Linked DNA regions of Mus musculus: region 2 is linked to region 1. The links are chromatin loops, found by intact Hi-C in ENCODE. Cell type or tissue: gastrocnemius. All regions are shown on one strand. Region 1 overlaps Pbrm1 (polybromo 1). Region 2 overlaps Capn7 (calpain 7).

The links. A loop is a pair of places that touch in the nucleus more often than their neighbours do. Peaks named below come from ENCODE experiments on the same cell type or tissue, not always from the same donor. Only the 100,000 strongest peaks of a DNase experiment are listed, where the experiment ranks them.
Region 2: it touches region 1 in a loop (2.5-fold over the local background); 3 of 42 quality-filtered maps call a loop at or near these places.

Annotation. Positions count from the first base shown.
Region 1 is chr14:31,033,783-31,036,282 of GRCm38, forward strand. It overlaps Pbrm1 (polybromo 1), which reads left to right. Exons shown (of 33, transcript NM_001081251.1): 7 at 2,161-2,277. Among named protein-coding and RNA genes, the nearest start is that of Pbrm1, 16 kb to the left of the region's middle. In gastrocnemius, no CTCF peak of the experiment used is centred here; no DNase peak of the experiment used is centred here.
Region 2 is chr14:31,364,166-31,366,665 of GRCm38, forward strand. It overlaps Capn7 (calpain 7), which reads left to right. Exons shown (of 21, transcript NM_009796.3): 14 at 283-382; 15 at 1,291-1,426; 16 at 2,003-2,078. Among named protein-coding and RNA genes, the nearest start is that of Capn7, 29 kb to the left of the region's middle. In gastrocnemius, no CTCF peak of the experiment used is centred here; a DNase peak (open chromatin) is centred at 1,381.

The DNA.
Region 1 (2,500 bases):
TTAGGTTGTCCCCATTACCTTCTCTCATTTCTCAACCTTTCCTGCTGAAACTCTTCCCAACACAGGGCTTGCCTATCTTTATCCATTTATTTCATTTGCATAATTGATGAAAAATAGAGACATCTTACATATTCATATTTATGTCTCTTAAGATTCTTTTATAGCTGCAAGCCTTTTTTTTCCAAAGAGGAAGGCACTTTCAAGCACCTAGTTTTTATTTAAGATAAAATTTTTATATTTTATTTTGCTTTGCTATAAAATCTTAGTTAGAATATAGATTATTTAGGAGCTAGTGGGATGGCTTAAGAGGTTAAGAGTACTGACTACTTCCAGACTCAGTTCCCTGCACCTACATAGTGGGCTACAACTGTAACTCCAAGATCTAAAGCCTTCGCACAGACATACTTGAAGGCAGAAAACATCAATGTACATAAAATAAAAATAATTTTAAAAAAATGAATTAAAAAAAGAATATAGAATATTTTACTTTATTGTACGTCTATGTATATATGATTTTTCAAAGATAGTTTTTAAAACCCTCTAGGATATATTATCATATGATTTAAATTGTCTTATATAGACTGTGTCTTAGGGTTTTACTACTGTGAACAGACACCATGACTAAGGCAACTCTTACAAGGATAACATTTAATTGGGTCTAGCTTATAGGTTCAGAGGTTCAATCCATTTTCATCAAGGTGGGAAAATGGCAGCATCCAGGCAGGCATGGTTCAGGAGGAGCTGAGAGTTCTACATCTTTATCTTAAAGCTGCTAGCAGAATACTGACTTCCTGGCAGCTAGGGCGAGGGTATTAAAGCCCATGCTCACAATGACACACCTATTCCAACAAGGCTACACCTCCTAATAGTGCCACTCATATACAGACCATCACTGCCTGACTTCTAGTTTAAATAAAATATTTCTCATTCTTACTAGCATCGATTTACATAACATATTTTGATTATCTTCAGCCTCCTATTATCATATCTTGCCCCCCTTCACTGCCTCTAAATCTTACAAGTACAGTGTATGGGGTCCTTGGGATCAAACTTAGGGCTTCTTGTATTTAGGCAGACACATTACCAACTGAGCTAAATGTCTAATCTTGAAACTTAAGAATAACTTTCTTATAGTTTATCAACTCCTGGAATAAATGTGTTCGTGCATCCTAATCAGTGTTGCCTGTGAATGTCTCTCAGCACTGGGGCTGGGCTGGGAAGAAGCGTGGGCTTTACAGCTTGAGACGTCATTAAATAAATGTGGAAATACCAGGGCATATGTAATTCAAGTCCTAAGTAACCGTTAATCTTACTTTCTTTTGCACAGAAGTATGAGTTGAAAGTGAAGTACTATTTACTATAAATATTAGTTTGAGACAATCTTGTTACTCAGTGTAGAGATTTCTACAGACATGGGGCTTCTTTGATCAAGTACTGTTTGGGGCACATAATTCTGTGTATCAGAATAGTGACTTAACTAGGTGCGACTAAACTCAAGTTGCTAGGTCTGAAGAACAGAAATGTTGTATATGAGTGTACTTAATCTCTATTTAGTTTTTATTTAATTTGAAGAGCTATGAAGAATTGATATGGGCTGGTGAGATGGCTCAGTGGGTAAGAGCACCCGACTGCTCTTCCGAAGGTCCAGAGTTCAAATCCCAGCAACCACATGGTGGCTCACAACCATCCCTAACGAGATCTGACTCCCTCTTCTGGAGTGTCTGAAGACAGCTACAGTGTACTTATATATAATCAATAAATAAATCTAAAAAAAAAAAAAAAAAAAAAGAATTGATATAGCGAAGTGTGTGTGTGCATGCACATATACATACATAAGTATTTATATATGGCTCAGTTGCTCAGATCCCAAAGGGATATAGATTTCTACATTTACATATATGATATTTTATAGTATTTATTACAAAATTAAGATTCATTATAGAACCTGATCTAAGAGATTTAATTACAGAAATACTACAAGAGCTTCACTAAATTAATGTAGTTCTCAGTTAACAATCAAGGTGCTCTTGAAACTTGAACTTAGGATAAATACTGCTAAGTAGTTGTTCTTTTGAGTTAGCGCTATAATCTTAAAAACTATTTAATAGTTGGCACTTATTTATGGATTTGCTTTTCTTTCTTCACCTCTTTGCCGTCTAGTCTTCTCCAGGTTATCTGAAGGAGATCCTGGAGCAGCTTCTTGAAGCCATAGTTGTAGCCACAAATCCATCAGGACGGCTCATCAGTGAACTTTTTCAGAAACTGCCTTCCAAAGTGGTAAGTGATGTGCTCAGTGACAAACGAATTAAATATTTAATTTTAAATGCTTGAAGAGTTATTTATTAGTTGTAAGTAAGATTAAAGGGACAGTGTTGCTGGGTAGTGGTGGCGCATGCCTTTAATCCCAGCACTTGAGGCAGGTGGATTTCTGAGTTCAAGGCCAGCCTGTTCTACAGAGTGAGTTCCAGGACAGCCAGGGCTACACAGAGAAACCCTGTCT
Region 2 (2,500 bases), 330 kb after region 1:
TAGACAGTCTCAACAGCCTCTTTTATTTTATTTTTATTTTATTTGATGTATATAGGTGTTTGCCTACATGCATATCTTGCACTCTGTGTGTTCTTGGTGCCCTTAGAGGTGGATCCCTAAAACTTAAATTAGAAAACATTGCTAGTCATCATGTGGGTGCTGGGAGAGAATCTGGGCCCTTTGAAGAGTAGCCAGGTACTCTTAACCATTGAACTTCTTCCAGCTTGCTTAAGTTGTTTATTGCTAATTCCTTTTAGATTAACAAAGACATTTAATTTTTAGGAATATTTTGGATTTCCTGGGATGATCTTTGCCAGTATTATGATGTAGTTTATTTGAGTTGGAATCCAGCTCTTTTTAAAGAATCAACTTGCATTCACAGGTAAGTTTTTATACATTTTAGACTATGCTTTATAATATTCTCTACATTTGAAAGATTTAAAATTTTTTAAAAATTATGTGGAGATAGGAATGGGGCTTTGTCCATGAGTACAGGTGTCTGGGAGACTAGAAGAGGGCGTTGGGTGCTCTGGAGCTGGAGTTATAGACAATTGTAAGCCGCCCAGGGTGGGTGCTGGGAACTGAGCTGTGGTTATCTATCTGCAGCAGCAGTACATGCTCTTAACCACAAGCTGCCTTTGCAGTGCCTGTTCCCCACATCACAATTCTCAAATAGTGACCAAATCAGGAGGATCATCAACCCCTCTTTTGGTCATTGCCAGTAGCCATTTTTTTTTTTACTACTTTATTACACCAAAAACTTTTTAAAGGATAAAACAAAAATCCTGATAGCTGTTATGTGCACGCCTTTAATCGCAGCTCTTGGGAGGCAGAGGCAGGCAGATTTCTGGGTTCAGGGTCAATTTGGTCTACAGAGTGAGTTTTAGAACAGCCAGGGCTACACAGAGAAGCCCTATCTCAATCAATCAATCAATAATAATAAATAATAAATAAACAATCCTGATAGCTTAATTGCATTTGAAACACATCACTATCTAAAGTAGTATTTAAAAGGTTAGCCATGAACAGGAGAGATGGCTGAACAGTTAAAAGTTCTTGTTCCTGCAGAGAACCCAGGTTCAGTTCCCAGCACCCACAAAGTGACTGGCAGCCATGTGCAAATAATTCTGGGGGATCTGATGCCCTCTTCTGAACTCTGTAGGCACCAAGCAAACATACATAGGCCAAACATTCATACTTCTAAAATTAAAAAATATCAAAAATATTTATTTTTAAAATGTTTACCTGCATGAGAAATTTAACCATTGATGTCTTTTTGTTTATTTTTAGTACTTGGGATGCTAAACAAGGACCTGTGAAAGATGCTTATAGCCTGGCCAACAACCCCCAGTACAAATTGGAGGTGCAGTGTCCACAAGGGGGTGCTGCAGTTTGGGTTTTGCTTAGTAGACACATAACAGACAAGGTACAGATATCCTTCTAATAACACACCCACAATTCAGAAATTCTTTCAAATATAATTAACTGTTAGGTCCATAATTTTATCACTATTCATTTCCATTTATATAAGTGCTCTGAAAATGTTTTCTCAAGTAAATGAGTATCATTAGGTAGATTTTATTTTATTTATATTTTAGATTTTGTCTTATTTTTATTTTTTTACTGGTCCAGTGGATTGGAGAGGGCTTTATTTGGTCCCAGGGTAAATTTCCTTATTTTATAATTAGATACTGAAGTCTTATTCAGATTCTCTAAAGGAGGAGCTTGCTTTTCAATGAGAACATGAAGGTTGATACATTCTTTAAAACTTACTAAGATTACTATATTCTGGAAGAGATTTGAAAAGTAGGTCATTAGTTTTGATTGTAGAAAGGCTAATTATAATCTTAATCATTTACATAGTAGTCATTTATTCAGAAAAATATGGCTTCTGTAGAACTAAATAGCTGAGGTGCTCTTGAAAATTAGTTTTCTAAACACTTAGAATAGAGAACATCTTGAGTCCGTTTTCCTAACCACTGTGGATTCTCTGTGATTTTAGGATGACTTCGCAAATAACCGTGAGTTTATCACAATGGTTGTGTACAAGACTGATGGCAAGAAGGTTTACTACCCAGGTAAGCCCTGCTGAGCACATGCTGCCGCATTCTCAGACACTGAGCTGGAGAGGAAAGGCTTATGTAGATGGCATGCAGAAATCAATTATAATTATGCTGGTAGACTAACAAAACCCAGCAAAGCATACTGGGTATTTAGGTTGATGTATATGTAAAACGTTTTAATTTTGAAACTCTTAAAATTTAGGCTTATATACTTTTGTACATAATCATCAGAACTTAATTTCTAAAATGTGCCAAGGTTTATAAAGCATCAAAAAGGGAACAGAGGTAAAATGACATGGTCTGATTTTGTCTTTTTAAGAGCATTGGTTTCTTCTAAGCATTTATTACAGCCCCAAATGAGGCAGTTTTATTTGAGAAATGCTGGTGACTTGACCTTGGGTAGTTGTAGAGTAAGACCAAGAGGACAGATTTGAATT